Regions from separate parts of the Homo sapiens genome. Here region 1 is linked to region 2. A link is an interaction called in ENCODE POLR2A ChIA-PET data of the cell type or tissue named here. Cell type or tissue: GM12878. All regions are shown on one strand. Links, peaks and the distances in the headings refer to the core of each region. The heading gives the core; the rest is flanking DNA. Region 1 overlaps HECTD4 (HECT domain E3 ubiquitin protein ligase 4). Region 2 overlaps TRAFD1 (TRAF-type zinc finger domain containing 1).

Region 1 (8,522 bases), core at 241-8,240, 230 kb before region 2:
TGTAACTTTTATTTTGATCCTGTATTTTAAGCACAGCTTATGTATCTATTAATTAAAAAAAAAACTATGAGTAGTACATGAATACATTCTTGACAAAACGGAAATAACAGGTAAAACTGAAGTCCCTTTTAAGCACCATCTCTAATTTGGATCTCTGTGTCCTTCTTGCCCTGGCTAAATTAGTGAAAATTTTTTCGTGTATATTCTTCAAGACCATTTTAAAATTTTGGTGTGTATATAACACATTCTATTTTTTTCTTTTTTACATAAAGATGTCATACTAGACATATCTTTCTGTAACTTGCTTTCTTTTTAAACTCAAGGATATGTTTTGATCATTCTGTGTCTCCATATATATATCTACCACATTATTTTTAAGTGCTGCACAAGACTCTAGAAATGCCACAGTTTTATTTAGACATTCCCTATTGATGAGTATCTTAGTTTCCTGTTGCCATGTTAACAGATTATCACAAATTTCGTGGCTTAAGGCAACATGGATTTATTCTCACATTTTTGGAAGTCAAAAGTTTGAAATGAGTCTCACTGGGCTAAAAGTCAAGCATTGGTAGGTCTGGTTCCTTCTGCAGGCTCTAGGGGAGAATCTGTTCCCATGCCTTTTCCACAGCTTCTTGTGGCCACTTGTATTTCTTGGCTTGTTGCTGTTTCCTCCATCTTCAGAGTATGTTACTGCAGTCTCTCATCTGTCATCACATCGCCTTCTCCTCTGACCCACTCTTCCCACATCCCTTTTATAAGCACCCTTGTGAGTACATTTAGGGCCCACCCAGATAATACAGGATAATCCCTCCATCTCAAGATCTTTAACTTAATCACATCTGCAAAGTCCCTTTTGCCATCTAAGGTCACATTTACAGGTTCCAAGGATTAGTAGGTGGACATTTTGGTGGACGCCATTATTCAGTTGAGCACGATGGGTATTTTGGTTGTTTTCAGTTTTTCACTCTTAAAAACAGTCCTTCAGTACAGATTCTTGCATGCCTGCTCATGCACACCTGAGATTATTTCGCTAGGGTAAGTGGAATTGCTGGGTCATTGGTGACAAATTAATTTTAATAGATACTACCAAATTGCCCTCCTGTGTGATTACCAATTATAGTCCCGGTATTAGTGTTTGATAGGACCTCTTTTCCGCACACCCTCTCAGAGGCCATTTTAGAACTCATAGGTTTGCTTAATTTGGCTGGGTGAGGTGGCTCACACTGTAATCCCAGCATTTTGGAAGGCTGAGGCAGGTGGATCACTTGAGGTCAGGAGTTCGAGTCCAGCCTGGCCAACATGGGAAAACCCCATCTCTACAAAAAATGTTTTAAAAATTAGCTGGGCGTGGTGGTGGGTGCCTGTAATCCCAGCTACTTGGGAGGCTGAGGCAGGAGAATTGTTTGCACCTCAGAGGCGGAGGTTGTAGTGAGCCAAGATCACACCACTGCACTTCAGTCTGGATGACAGAGCGAGACTCTGTCTCAAAAAAAAAAAAAAAAAAAGAAATCCTAGGTTTGCTTAATAAGGCAATAACTTTCGCTCCAAAAGATGCATCCAATGGATGTAATTGGGTACCTAGAAATGCACGCTGAACCCTGGTCAGCCAAAGAAGCCAGAGTTTTCTGTCAGTGCCATCCAGCTCTTATGAGTTCACTTCAGAGCACCTCTCTTGTGGCTTGATAGCCTTCTTGTCCCGGCATAGGCTCATTTTGGTCAGTAATCCGGTTAATACAGAGACCATGTCTATATATAGGCAGGAGGGAAACAATGACTCCTTACTCCGTGATGGTTTGTGGATAGTGCCAGAGACCAGGAGAGCGAGGGAGCTGCACATACCGGGAAGAGAAGCATTGGCTCCCGAAGTGTGCTCAGAATGCACAGCAGTTGTGAGGGAGATTATTTGGACTTAGAGCCCCTGAAAATTTTCTCTCTTACATGCTAATAACATGAGTGATTCCACATTTTTTTTACCTATGTGAAAAATACCTATATTAAGTGGATTGTATTTTTATGCTATGTAAAACCTTTTTGATTATAAGTAAATAATACAGGGATGTTGTTGAAAATAGAGAAAACATCTAAAAGTATAAGAGAGACAATAAATACCCTGGGATTACACCATTCCACCAGAACGAAATTAATTTTTTATTATTTGCTTCTTCAGCTCATATTTTTATATAGATAAAATTGGGATTATATGCTATTTGCAGTTTTGGATCCTGTGATTACTTACTGGGAACATTTTGAATAAGATTTAAAGATATAATTTTTAATGTCTGCATAGTAATTTGTGGATATACTATAATTGTCTTCTGCTGTTTCTTTAAATCTGCTATTTTAAAGATAATCTACTATTTAAAGATAATATCAATTTATAGGAAGCGAAATAATTTTCAGTATTTAAAGTGTTATCTGTTTGATAGTTTGGTAAATTATAAATTTGTAGTGATTTTTAAAGTGTTTCTGTGACTTATTACTGTTACTACTTTATAATTTCGAGGGATTTTAATAGTGCTGTATGAATCCTCTCCCAATAATGTTGAATATTTGCATGGAGCTTGTAGTTTAGAAAGTGCTATTAAGCACATTTGGTGAATAATTAATGTTCCATGATGGGACACTTTGGAGTGGACACATTTGGATCCCTAGCGCTTTTACTAAAACCTGCAGTTGGCTGAATTACTAGGTCAGAGCACAGTGTGTAGCAATTTTAGATTAACAATAAGATGCATAATTTGCAAAGTATTTTATGCAAATTGTAGGTTTAGTAATGCTAATAACTACAGATTCGGCATTCAAGTAGTGGTTTTATACTAACAAAATATTAACATTCAGTTTGTATTTGTAATGGATCTTTTCAATGTTTACTATATTTGCTTTGTGCTCTGTAGTTTGTGTTATGATTTCTACTGTGTAAAGTCTAATACAATAGATGTAGCTATTTATGGGGCAGAGTAGAAAATCTGGACCTTCTATCTCTATGACGTGTTAGCGTTTTTTTTTTTTTTTTTTTTTTTTTTTTGAGATGGAGTCTCCCTCTGTTGCCCAGGCTGGAGTGCAATGGCAAGATCTTGGCTCACTGCAACCTCTGCCTCCCGGGTTCAAGCGATTCTCCTGCCTCAGCCTCCCAAGTAACTGGGATTACAGGTGCATGCCACCACACCCAGCTAAATTTTTGTATTTTTATTAGAGATGGGGTTTCACCATGTTGGCCAGGCTGGTCTTGAACTCCTGACCTCAGATGATCCACCCACCTCCACCTCCCAAAGTGCTGGAATTACAGGCGTGAGCCACTGGGCCCTGCCGGAAGCATTTTTTCAGTTGAGTTTATAAATAAACTTTCCTTTCCCTCAGGGGTTCTGAACCTAAATAGGATTCAGAGATGCATGGGATCCATGAATAGAATTCATGGCATCTGTGACCTTGGATGGGAAAGAAAATATGTATCTTTATTTTCACATACCTTTAGCTGAAATTCAGCCTTTTGTTTTGTTTTCTTTCTTTCTTTCTTTCTTTCTTTCTTTCTTTCTTTCTTTTTTTTTTTGAGACCAAGTCTTACTCTGTCACCCAGGCTGGAGTGCAGTGGCACAATCTCGGCTCACTGCAACCTCTACCTCCCCGGTTCAAGTGATTCTGCCTCAGCCTCCCAAGAAACTGGGATTACAGGTGTGCGCCACCACACCTGGCTAATTTTTGTATTTTTGGTGGAGATGGGGTTTCACCATGTTGGCCAGACGGGTCTCGTACTCCTGACCTCAAGTAATCTGCTTGCCTCGGCTTCCCAAAGTGCTGGGATTACATGCGTGAGCCACTACACCCAGCCAAAATTTAGCATTTTCTCCCTCTGAAGGCAGTCAACAAACCCAAGTAGTATTGGCAGTGTACCCACATGTACGATACAAAAAAAAAATAGTAACAAGCAATTTTTTCTTTTTCTTTTTCTTTCTTTTTTTTTTTTTTTTGAGACAGAGTTTCACTCTTGTTGCCCAGGCTGAAGTGCAATGGCGCGATCTCAGCTCACTGCAACCTCCGCCTCCTGGGTTCAAGCGATTCTCCTGCCTTAGCCTCCAAGTAGCTGGTATTACAGGTGCCCATCACCATGTCTGGCTAATTTTTGTATTTTTAGTAGAGATGGGGTTTCACCATGTTGGCCAGGCTGGTCTCTAACTCCTGACCTCAGGTGATCTGCCCACCTTGGGTTCCCAAAGTGCTGGAATTACAGGCGCTCTTTTTTTTCTTCTTCTTTTTTTTAATGTTGAAATAATTAAGAATGTTGCGCCCAGCAACAGGCAATTTTTTCAAAAAAGAACAATGTCTTTTTTAAGAGACACGGTCTCACTTTGTTGTCCAGGCTGAGTACAGCAGCATAATCATAGCTCACTGCCACCTCAATTTCCTGAGCTCAAGCAATCCCGCCATCTCAGCTTCCCAAGTAGCTGGGACTATAGGCTCACACCACCATGCCTTACTAATTTTTTATTTAAAAAAAATTTTTTTGTAGACATGGGGGTCTCACTACGTTGCCCAGGCTTGTCTTGAACTCCTGAGCTCAAGTTGTCTACCCACCTTGGCCTCCCAAAGTGCTGGGATTAGATGTGAGCCACTGTGCTCTGCCAAAATGGAACAATTTTTTTTTGTTCACCAGGTATTTTGGGTTTTTCCCCTCTTGTCTGAGGGAGAATGTTGGTCAGCTGAAAGTATGCGAATAAAATTTAATAAAATTTTGTTAGTATTGGTATCTTATACTGCTAATCATTTTAAACAGGTAACCTCAAACGGTAACTGTTGCCTATAATCCCAGCACTTTGGGAGGCTGAGGCGGGTGGATCGCCTGAGCCCAGGGGTTTGAGACCAGCCCGGGCAACATGGTGAAACCCGGTCTCTACTAAAAATACAAAAAATTAGCTGGGCGTGGTGGTATACACCCAAGTCCCAGGTACTCGGGAGGCTGAGGTGGGAGGATCACTTGAGCCCAGAAGGCAGAGGTTGCAGTGAATCAGCCGAGATCGCTCCACTGCACTCCAGCCTGGGCAACACAGGGAGACCCTGTCTCAAAAAAAAAAAAAAAAACAAAAAAAAAACACAAAGAAGCAGCAGTAACAGTTGCTATCCCAAGAGAAACATTGTTTTTAAAATCTAAATGCATTTTTGCTTCTGTCCACTTATAGAGTACAATTATATGCCTGCAGTTTCTTTTGTTGTTCAGATTGTTGTTTTACATTAGTATTGTCAAGGTTCAGGAGTTTTACTTAAATAGCCTCCAGAACTGCACTGTCCAGTTGGTAGCCACCACCCACATGTGGCTATTGAGCAGTTGAATGTGGCTGGTCAGAAGTGAAATGTGCTGAAAGTATAATACACATCAGATTTGTGAAGGCTTCATGCAAAAAAAATTTTAAAAGAACTCAGTGGTAATATTTTATTTTTAATTTTAATTTACATTTTTAGAGACAGGGTCTCACTCTGTCACCTAGGCCAGAGTGCAGTGGCACTATCGTAGCTCACTGTAACCTTGAACTCCTGGGCTCAGCCTCCCCAGCAGCTAGGACTATAGGCATATGCCACCACACCCGGCTAGTAATAATCCATATTGATTAAATGTTGAAATGATGATTTGTATATATAATGGGTTAAGTAAAATATATTTAAATTAAAAATACTAGAATTAATTTTATCTGTTTATTTTTACCTTTTTTAACATGGCTTCTGGAAAATATTAAATTACATATGTGTTTTATGTATTTCTGTTAGATAACGCTTTTTAGATAGAGGTCAGTAAACTGGCTTTCAGGGTCATATCCAGCCAACTAGCTGTTTTCATAAATAAAGTTTTATTGGAACATAATCAGCCTATTTGTTTACATATTGTCTGCCTTCATGCTACAAAGCAGAATTGAGTAGTTGTGACAAGATCTTATGCCCCACAAGCCTTCTAGGGCTCTGTGATCAAATAAGATCATAAGTTGAGGACACAGGTCAGGAAAAATTCACTAATGGAGAATAAAATAAGAATAGGTAGTTATTTTTGATGAACTAAAGTAGTTCACATGAGACTCTAGGAATTTTAATTGCAGTTACACTTTTTATTTTTAAAATTTTTATTTTTTTATTGAGACAGGGTCTCGCTTTGTTGTCCATGGCTGGAGGGCAGTGGCGCGCAGTCACGGCTCACTGCAGTCTGGACCTCCCGGGCTCAATTGATTCAAGTGCCTCAGCCTCTAGAGTAGCTGGGGCTACAGGCCCATGCCACCACGGCTGGCTAATTTTTGTGTTTTTGTAGAGATGGGGTTTCATCATGTTGTTCAGGCTGGTCTCAAACTCCTGGGCTGAAGCTATCTATCTGCCTTGGCCTTCCAGGGTGCTGGCATTACAAGCCTGAGCTGCTGCTCCTGGCATACATTTTGCCTTTTATTTATTTATTTTTTTTTTTTTTTGAGAGAGAGAGTCTTGCTCTGTCACCCAGGCTGGAGTGCAGTGGCGTAATCTCGGCTCACTGCAAGCTCCGCCTCCCAGGTTCAAGTGATTCTCCTGCCTCAGCTTCCCAAGTATCTGGGACTACAGATGTGTGGCACTATGTCCAGCTAATTTTTGTATTTTTTGTAGAGATGGGGTTTTACTATATGTTGGCCAGGCTGGTCTCGAACTCCTGACCTCAGGTGATTCACCTGTCTTAGCCTCCCAAACTGCTGGGATTACAGGCGTGAGCCACCGTGCCCAGCCCATTTTGCATTTTAGATAAGAAGGAAACACTTCTCAACAGTTGTAATATTATTAATATTTTTAATATTGGAACCTAGATAAGTAATGTGGGGTCACGACCTTTGATTTTTTTTTTTTTTTTTTTTTTTTTGGAGATTGAGTCTTGCTCTGTCATCCAGGCTGGAGTGCAGGGGTACGATCTCGGCTTACTGCAACCTCTGCTCACTGCAACCTCTACCTCCCAGGTTCAAGCAATTCTCCTGCCTCAGCCTCCTGAGTAGCTAGGATTGCAGGCGCACGCCACCACTGCCTGGTTAATTTTTTTATTTTTAGTAGAGATGGGGTTTCACCATGTTGCCCAGGCTGGTCTTGAACTCCTGACCTCGTGATCCACCTGCCTCGGCCTCCCAAAGTGCTGGGATTACAGGCCTGAGCCACTGTACCTGGCCTGACCTTTGATTTTTGTATAGAGCATAGTGCATTTTATGTAGAGAATAATGAATTCCAGAGAGATTTCTGAAAATAGCTAGTTAGATGGAGTTAATTGAAAATATGTTGCTTTGATCATCGTTCTAAAAATATTAATGACTTTGAATGAATTTTTTGCTTAACTTAGTTGTTCTATGATCAAGTAGTGAACTTGAGCACTATTCTATTTATTTTGCACATTTTTAGGTTTTTAGTAAACCTATTCTATGTCCATTAAGCCACTTTTATTGAGTAGCAGTACCTTGAAAACTGGGCCGGACAAGGTGGCTCATGCCTGTAATCCCAGCACTCTGGGAGGCCGAGATGGGAGGATTGCTTGAGCTCAGGAGACCAGCCTGGGCAACACAACAAGACCTCATCTTTATATATAAGAGAGAGAGAGAGAGTGTGTGTATGCTTGTGTGTATACACACATATATAAATTTTATATACACATGAATACATATTACATGTTATATATAAATTTTAAAAAATTAAAAAAGAATGGAACTGTTACAGAAGTTTTAAGATTTAATATAATCTAATTACTGATTAGCGTAATAAAACTATTGATTATAATTTATTTAAAACATTACAAAATGCTTAAAATTTAAAAAAATTAAAATGTTAGAGGAATTTTTGAAAATTTAGAAGATGTAGAAAAGCATAAGGGAGGCTGGGCGCAGTGGCTCATGCCTGTAATCCCAGTACTTGGGGAGGCCCAGACAGTTGGACCACATGAGGTCGGGAATTCGAGACCAGCCTGGCAAACATGGTGGAACCCCGTCTCTACTAAATATACAAAAATTAGCCGGGCATGGTGATGTGTGCCTGTAGTCCCTGCTACTCTAGAGGCTCAGGCAGGAGGACTGATTGAGCCTGGAAGTTTGAGGCTGCAGTGAGCTGATTTTGCCAGTGCACTCCAGCCTGGTTGACAGAATGAGACCCCATCTCAAAAAAAAAAAAAAATTTTAGAATTAGTTCAAGAGAGAATACAGGGAAATGTCTCCTTGCTAACATAACGCTCCCCACCTGCCTCCACCACCACCAACTTCCCAGCAGCAGCCAGTATTAGTAGTTACTTAGATGCTCCCCAGAGGTAGTGAGTGCACGTATGAGTGATGCGTAGGCAGATTCCTCTCTGACCTGGTCTCCTGATGTGCTCCCCTCCCTCCCATCACTCCACTGCAGTCTCCATAGCTTCCTTGTGTTCCCATAGAGGAGGCCTGCAGGTTGGCTTCCACAGAGCCCTTACTGTTCACTCTGGAGAATATTGACTTCCATAAGGCAATAGTCCACCAGGTGATGAAGGTGGTATTTTTGAGAATATTAAAGTATGAAGTACTTAGAAA
Region 2 (8,522 bases), core at 404-8,403:
TCCTGCCTCAGCCTTCTGAGTAGCTGGGATTTCAGACGTGCGTATCCACGCCCAGCTAATTTTTGTATTTTTAGTAGAGACGGGGTTTCACCATATTGGCCAGGCTGGTCTCGAACTCCTGACCCTGTGATCCACCCACCTCAGCCTCCCAAAGTGCTGGGATTACAGGCATCAGCCATCACGCCCGGCTGGATTTTTAAATTGGTGAATTAACATACTCATTCAACGTTGGCCAGTTTTGGCCAGATGCCATAGCTCACGCCTGTAATCTCGACATTTGGGAAAGCCAAGAAGGGAGGATCACTTGAGGCCAAGAGTTCGAGACTAGCCTGGGCAACATAACAAGACCCCAACTCTATGAAAAACAAAAATAAATAAAATTAGTCAGGCATAGAGGCCTATACCTGTAGTACCACCTATGCAGGTAGATCATTTGAGCCCAAGAATTCGAGGCTGCAGTGAGTTATGATCATGCCATTGCATGCTAGCCTGGGTGACAGAGTGAGACTGTGTCTCTTAAAAAAGGTTTTTAATTAAAAAAAAGAAAAATGACCGGGCATGGTGGCTCACGCCTTTAATCCTAGCACCTTGAGGGGCCAAGGTGGGTGGATCACCTGAGGTCAGGAGTTCAAGATCACCCTGGCCAACATGGCAAAATCCTGTCTCTACTAAAAATACAAAAAAAATTAGCCAGGCATGGTAGAGCACGCCTATAACCCCAGCTACTCAGGAGGCTGAGGAAGGAGAATCGCTTGAACCTGGGAGGTGGAGGTTACAGTGAGCCAAGACTGCACCACCGCACTCCAGCCTGCAAGACGGGAACAAGATTCCATCTCAAAAAAAAAAAAAAAACTTTGGGCTGAGTACAGTGGCTCATGCCTGTAATCCTAGCACTTTGGGAGGCTGAGGCAGGAGGACCACTTGAGCCCAGGAGTTCAAGACCAACCTGTGCAACACAGCAATAGAGACAACACCTGTCTCTATTTTTTGGGTTTTTTTTTTTTGAGATGTAGTCTCACCCTGTCATCCAGGCTGGAGTGCAGTGGCGCGATCTCGGCTCACTGCAACCTCTGCCTTCCGGATTCAAGCGATTCTCGTGCCTCAGCCTCCCAAGTAGCACACACCTCCACGCCCAGCTAATTGTTGTATTTTTAACAGAGACAGGGTTTCACCATGTTGGCCAGGCTGGTCTCAAACTCTGACCTCAAGTGATCTGCCCACCTCTGCCTCTCAAAGTGCTGGGATTACAGGCATGAGCCACCATGCCCAGCCGACCCTGTCTGTATTTAAAAAAAAAAAAAAAAAAACCTTTGGCCAGTTTTATCTCAACTAGCGAGCAAATGATACTCTATTCTCTCTCACCAAATGCTGAGGAATTTCTTAGGTTAAATAGCATGTTATCCAGGTGTTCAAGATTTTAAAATGAAGCCAGATGTGGTGGCTCACGCCTGTAATCCCAGCACTTTGGGAGGCTGAAGACAGGCAGATCACAAGGTCAGGCCAACATGGTGAAATCCCGTCTCTACTAATAATTAGCTGGGAGTGGTGGTGGGCGCCTATAATCCCAGCTACTCAGGAGGCCGAGGCAGGAGAATTGCTTGAACCTGGGAGGCAGAGGTTGCAGTAAGCCGAGATCACACCACTGCACTCCAGCCTGGGCAACAGAACAAGACTCCGTCTCAAAAAACAAACAAACAAAAAAGAATTTTAAATGAAATGACAGCTTGTAAGGCAGGCTGTGTGCTAAAGAGGTTATCCCATACTGGCAACTCTAGGGCTGGCTTCATATTCAGTGAGGCTGCCAATAACCAAACCCCAACAGAAATAATAGACTCAGTTCCAAAGGGAGATACTTCGCGAGTCTCAACATACACAAGTGAGTTCCAACAGCCAGGTAGCCGAATCTGGCAGCAGTTACATAGTCAAGGCCTCAAACAGGCTTTGAGAAACAGTATGCATGTGAGCTCACGGAGAACTAACACTCAACCAGACTGGCTTCCTGCTCTGCATGTGGGTCTGTAATCTCAGCAGGACTGGGCCCACGGTAACTCACTCCATGGACTAACCTCATGCTTCTTTAACAGCCTCTTCTCCAACTTCTTGTTACATTTGCAGGTCACCTAGAGTAAGAAGTGAGAATCAGTAAATTGGCTTTGGGACAATATGCTCATTTGCTATTGCACAATAGCAAACAGAATACATTTACGAACAACAGCAAGTATAACACATGTATAAACATTTGAGTACTTGGTGGCTCACCTGACAGTGTTCTGCAGCCATGTGAGTCTCCATGTCAGATTTGGGAAATGGTTCCTTACAGGTAGGACACATACCAATGTTCCTTTGACAGTGGATCTCATGGATGGTAAAGTTAAACACAGGAATTTCTTTTTTGCTACGGAAATAGACCAAAGAAAAAGGCAAGCATTACTGACTAATCTATGCCTTTTCTTGCACAGTGGCATCACATGGAAATCTGTCCTGTCCAATCTTTAGTCTCCATTATTTATCTTTAGTGAATACCTAGCCTACAAACTCATGACTATTACCATTCCTGCTTTTCAAGAACTAAATCCTGGCCAGGCGCGGTGGCTCATGCCTGTAATCTCAGCACTTTGGGAAGCCGAGGCAGGCGGATCACCTGAGGTCAGGCGTTCGAGACCAACCTGGCCAACATGGTGAAACCCCATCTCTACTAAAAATATAAAAATTAGCCAGGCGTGATGGCGGGCACCTGTAATCCCAGCTACTCGGGAGGCTGAGGCAGGAGAATCGCTTGAACCCAGGAGGCAGAGGTTGCTATAAAAAAAAAAAAAAAAAACTGGCCGGGCGCCGTGGCTCACGCCTGTAATCCCAGCACTTTGAGAGGCTGAGGCGGGCAGATCACCTGAGGTCAGGAGTTCGAGATCAGCCTGGCCAACATGGTGAAACCCCGTCTCTACTAAAAATACAAAATTAGCCAGGTGTGGCGGCACATGCCTGTAATCTCAGCTACTCAGGAGGCTGAGGCAGGAGAATCGCTTGAACCCGGGAGGCGGAAGATGCAGTGAGCCTAGATCGTGCCATTGCACTCCAGCCTGGGCAACAAGAGCAAAACTCTGTCTCAAAAAAAAAAAAAAAAAAAAAAAAAATTAAATCCTTTCCAGGTGCAGTAACGCCAGCACATTGGGAGGCTGAGGCAAGCAGATCACTTGAAGTTAGGAGTTCAAGACCAGCCTAGCCAACATGGTGAAACCCCGCTTCTACCAAAAATATAAAAAATTAACCAGGTGTGGTGGCGGGTACCTGTAATCCCAATTACTCGGGAGGCTGAGGCAGGAGAATCACTTGAACCCGGGAGGCAGAGGTTGCAGAAAGCTGAGATCATGCCACTGCACTCCAGCCTCGGGGATAGCAAGATTCCGTATCAAAAAAAAAAAAAAAAAGAACTAAATCCTGAAGGCTCTTCTGTGCAACATTCTGAGTTACCGGTGCTATGCACTACTACATCTAAAAGCTCAGCCTTACTTTCTCAAAGTCAGAGCTGATCACAACATGAAGTCAGATGCCAAAAAGAGTGGAGCTAGGCTATTCCAAAACCATCCATGTCCCAAAGCAGAGTGATACGCTCCAGGATTATTTTAAAACAGAAAACAAACCAAAACAACAACAAAAACAAGTGAAAAAACACCCTACCACTGATTTTCTCTCACTTTTAAGTAGTTTAATTTCATTGGATTTTATTCCATGAAAAGTCAAACCAAAAAGAGAAGACTCCAGCTTTTGGACAGTCAAAGGGGAAGGGGAAATTGTCTCCTGTATGCCTCACATGCCTTTCGAAGCAGGCTGGATGCTTCCTGACTACAGGAACATGCTCTCTGGCTGGGTTGGTAGAAACTTCACTGTAAAGCTGTACAAAAATGAAATCCTGAACCCTTTCCTCCACCAGTCTGGTCTCTCCACTTCATTTTTGCCTTTCTCACTTAGTTTAGTGGTTCAAAGATCATATCTAAGCTATACAAATTAAGGAGGTAAAGTGATAATGTTACATGAAAGAGTAAGACCATTTAAACATGAAAAGATTATACATGTACTCGAACTAAAGGTACATTCTATTCAAAGGCCTTACTTTTACTTATTTGGATAGGACCATTGTAAAATTCCAATTTCACCAGCTAAAAACTACATTAAAGAAGGTACGTATAACAATAATTCAGAAAAATAAAATACTGAACAGGATCAATACAGATAGTCATAAAACACATTATTTAATACCATATTTTGCCTCTGAAGCTGAATACTAGAAGAACTGTCTCCCATACTAAATTATAAATAGCTTATTTCTCTTTTAATAACCTTTAATATTCAGACATTGTCTAAGAAACATTTTGAAGTAGGATAAATGATGTGCCTCCAGCTATAGTCATTCTTCCAAACTGAAAGACCAAGACACCAAGGAAGTGCAAATTCATTTTCATCCAGTGGTGGAATTATCAAGCTAGGGACCCCAAGGCAGCTCTCAAAGCAGCACTGGAAGGTGACAGAACAATCAACTGTGAGAGATGGGAAGAAAACTCAAATGGATAAAGAGGAAAATTACTGACAGATTTAACTTCCCATATTTCTCTCAAATTTTTAGCTTTCTAAGGAAACTACTCATTTTGAATTAATTTAGTTAAAATAATACATCCCAACTTTTTAAAGATGTTGTGAAATGAATACTTTAATACATTACTGGTGGTAGTATAAACTGCCTAAAAACAGTCTGAAAATTCATTTCTAGGACCATAAAATTATATACTCTGTAACACAATAATCCTACTCTTGGGATTATGTATGAATATTTTCATTACAGTATCATAGAATGGTAAAAAATGAAAGTCATTAAAAATACCTAAGCAAGAAAGGAATAGCTAAGTTACATATAGTATACCAACAAAGTGAAAGAAGAAATGTTATATTGTGATTGTAAATCATGTATGTACAAATGCCATGAAAATTAAAGCCAGTAATTACTGCTTAGGGTGTAGAAAACCTGGGTTCCTTTTTCATAATATTGGCAATAATTTTTATTTTAATGGTAAATATGGAGACACTAAATGTCTAGCATTTACTTTACAAGGCTGTTCAGGATAACTTGTTGACATACTACATACACAAGGCCCCTAAAACTTTAGAATTAAAACAAAAAATATTAAGGACCACACCATCATAATATGAAGCAACAAGAATCAAAAGCAGCTGTCAAGTAAGACCACAAAGCATTTACTATTGCACATATTCACCTCTTAGGAAATGCTGAAATAAAAAAGATATTTGCAACAATTATATAAAACAGTTGCCTGCTGGGTTTTTTTCTTTTAAAATTTAACTGCCAACATATTCCTACCAAACATTCCAACCAGACCAAATACTAATATGCTTACTTCCTACCTTCGGAGAAAATGAAGATGTTTTAAGTGAGATAAATGAGCACACAATTCCGTATCCAGATAAAACTGCTAAAAGTCTCAAGGAAGGGCTAGCAAATTAGAGGTGAAATTTCATTTAGATAGAAATAGCTGAAAGGCAAACCAAAGCTTCCAGAAAAATTCCCAAGAACTTTCCAAACACTAAACACAAACAGCCAGAAATTAATTCTTTACAGGTTTAGTCAGCCTTCTATGCTAATCTGCTTTTTTCTTTAATTTCTTTGGCTTTGAATAGCATTGTTTTTCACTAGCTTTCCATTAACTCACCCTTTAACTCTCTTAGCATAGTTATTTATATTTTGTCCTAGGCTTGAGATTCCTCCTAATTGGAGTGGACTGATAAAATAGGTGTATCTTAACTAATGCTAAAAACCAATGTGTCTCTTTTCTTACAAAATCATGTTTTCTTTTGATTATTTGTTTCTGATTACTCTGTTTCAGTAGCTATACATATAAAACCCAAACAAAACTAAAATAGTTTATGAAATGGTAGAAAGTGATAGTGGCATAGCAGAAATACTCTACAATATGGCAAGACACCTACAATGAGATGAAATCTTAATTCCAAGCAGGTAAAGAATATTGTAACCAGCTGTTGCTCTAATTATATTCTAATTCTGCCAAAGTTAGGCTGAGAAGAAAGAAAAAGACAACGATGATGACAAAAATGTTATTTGGCTCAAATATTCCACCAATGAGTTAAACTATTTTCCTTATTCCACATCTCTTTCTACCACAGTTTGCTAAGGTAAACATAGCACATTGTGAAAGAAGTACCCAGTGAAGGAAAATAAAGTAATAAACATAGCAGACAGTTCTGCTTTGCTTTTTTTGTCAGCTTACAGTAACAGCACTTGTATAGCACCAAGATACCAAGATAAGTTCTTAGGAAAACCCCAACAGGAACCAGCTGATTATTAACTTTACAACCGGTTTCATTTCATCAGGAAAGAGATGCTCTTTCTTGTAATTCATGTGGGTTATAAACACCAAAATAGAAAGCTTAACTCAAGACTGTGCCAGTCTTCACTAACAGTTTTTAAATCAGGAAATGATAGTGATTAAGCTTGACTGTCCTCATTCCACTAACATTTCTTAGATTTAATGTCTTACCAGTTGTCACACAGTCGAGTTTCCTGGTCATCTAGAAATTCAGCCATCTTTAGCTCTTCCTGAAAACCACAAAGGAAGACATGAACTTTCTCTTTCATTTCTGCTTTAAAGATGACATGCAAAAAAACAAATAAAAAACTAGTATACAGAAACTGTCACCCAAACCTGCATGTTAAAGCATTTTATTCAATATCCAGTCCCTTGGGATTTTCTTATTTTAAAATTTTCAATTTAAAATAATTTTATTGGATAAGGGAGTTTTAAAAAATAAAAATAATAAAATAAAATACTTTTACTAGGCTGGGTACAGTGGCTCATGCCTGTAATCTCAGTACTTTGGGAGGCCGAGGCAGGCGGATCACTTGAGCCCAGGAGTTTAAGACCAACCTGGCCACAACATGGGGTAACGTCATGTCTACAAAAAATACAAAAAAAAAAAATTACCCAGGCATGGTGATGTGTGCCTGTAGTCCCAGCTACTCGAGAGGCCGAGGCAGGAGGAATGTGCAAGAGGAATGCTTAAGCCTAGGAGTTTAAGGCTGCAGAGAGCCATGATCATGCCACTGCACTCCAGCCTGGGTGACAGAGTGAGACCCTGTCTCAAAAATAATAATAATAATAACATCCTGGCCAGGCGCAGTGGCTCACACCTGTAATCCCAGGACTTAGGGAGGCCGAGGCAGGCAGATCACAAGGTCAGGAGATCGAGACCATCCTAGCCAACATGGTGAAACCCCCATCTCTACTAAAAATACAAAAATTAGCTGGGTGTGGTGGCGCATGCCTGTAATCCCAGCTACTCGCGAGGCTGAGGCAGGAGAATCGCTTCAACCAGGGAGTCAGAAGTTGCAGTGAGCCAAGATCGTGCCACTGCACTCCACCCTAGCGACAGAGTAAGACTCCGTCTCAAAAATAAATAAATAAATAAAAATAAAATAACATCCCTTACAGACTTCATCCAATTACCCTAAAAGCATCATAACAATAGTAAAATTATCAAATAGAGGAAATTAACACTAATACAATACTAGTAACTAATCTATAGAATTCATTCAAATTTCACCAACAAGTCAGGCACAGGGGCTCATGCCTGTACTCCCAGAACTTTGGGAGGCTGAGCTGAAGAGGATCGCTTGAACCCAGGAGTTTAAGATCAGCCTGGGCAACATGGTGAAACCCTTCTCTACAAACAATTTAAAAATTAGCCAGACGTGGTGGCACACACCTGTGGTCCCAACTACTCAGAAGGCTGAGATGGGAAGATCACTTAAGCCCAGGAGGTCAAAGCTGCAGTGAGCAGTGATTGTACCACTGCACCCTAGCCTGGGTGACAGAGTGAGATCCTGTCTCAAAAAAAAAAAAAAAAAAAAAAAAAATCACCATCCCACCCTTTTTCTGGTTCAGCATTCAATCTAGGATCACACACTGCATTTGGCTATTACTTGTAGTTAATCTCCTTTGATTTGGGAGAGTTCTTCAGTCTTTCCTTCTCTTTCATGACCTTGTTAAGCATACTGGCTTTTTTTTTTTTTTTTTTTTTAAACAGAGTCTCACTCTGCTGTCTAGGCTGGAGTGCAGTGGTGCGATCTCGGCTCACTGCGATCTCGGCTCACTGCAACCTCGACCTCAGCCTCCTGAGTAGCTGGGACCACAGGTGTGCACCACCATGCCCAGCTAATTTTTGTATTTTCAGTAGAGATGGAGTTTCACCATGTTGACCAGGCTGGTCTCAAACTCCTGACCTCATATGATCCACCAGCCAGCCTCAGCCTCCCAAAGTGCTGGGATTACAGGCATGAGTCACCGTGCCCAGCCAGCTAGTTATTTTATATAATATCCTTCAATTTGGGTTTGTCTGATATTTTCTCATGATTAAATTCAGGTTATATATTTTTGGCAAGAACACCATAGAAATCATGTTGTGCTCATCTCAGTGCCTTATATCAGAAGGTACATGAT

Evidence for each region. ChIA-PET counts read pairs that join two places held together with the same protein. Peaks named below come from ENCODE experiments on the same cell type or tissue, not always from the same donor. Only the 100,000 strongest peaks of a DNase experiment are listed, where the experiment ranks them.
Region 1: POLR2A ChIA-PET joins it to region 2 with 5 read pairs; 5 of 35 experiments call an interaction of 5 or more read pairs at or near these places.

The regions. Positions count from the first base shown.
Region 1 is chr12:112,362,324-112,370,845 of GRCh38, reverse strand. All of the region lies in intron 1 of HECTD4 (HECT domain E3 ubiquitin protein ligase 4), which reads left to right. Among named protein-coding and RNA genes, the nearest start is that of HECTD4, 16 kb to the left of the region's middle. In GM12878, for the core only: no CTCF peak of the experiment used is centred there; no DNase peak of the experiment used is centred there.
Region 2 is chr12:112,128,611-112,137,132 of GRCh38, reverse strand. TRAFD1 (TRAF-type zinc finger domain containing 1) reads right to left here. Exons shown (of 12, transcript NM_006700.3): 2 at 6,564-6,622; 3 at 2,260-2,395; 4 at 2,067-2,120. The coding sequence starts at 6,610. Among named protein-coding and RNA genes, the nearest start is that of TRAFD1, 7.3 kb to the right of the region's middle. RefSeq lists an enhancer at 6,370-6,419. In GM12878, for the core only: no CTCF peak of the experiment used is centred there; a DNase peak (open chromatin) is centred at 6,542; H3K4me3 peaks cover 2,614 bases; H3K27ac peaks cover 3,637 bases.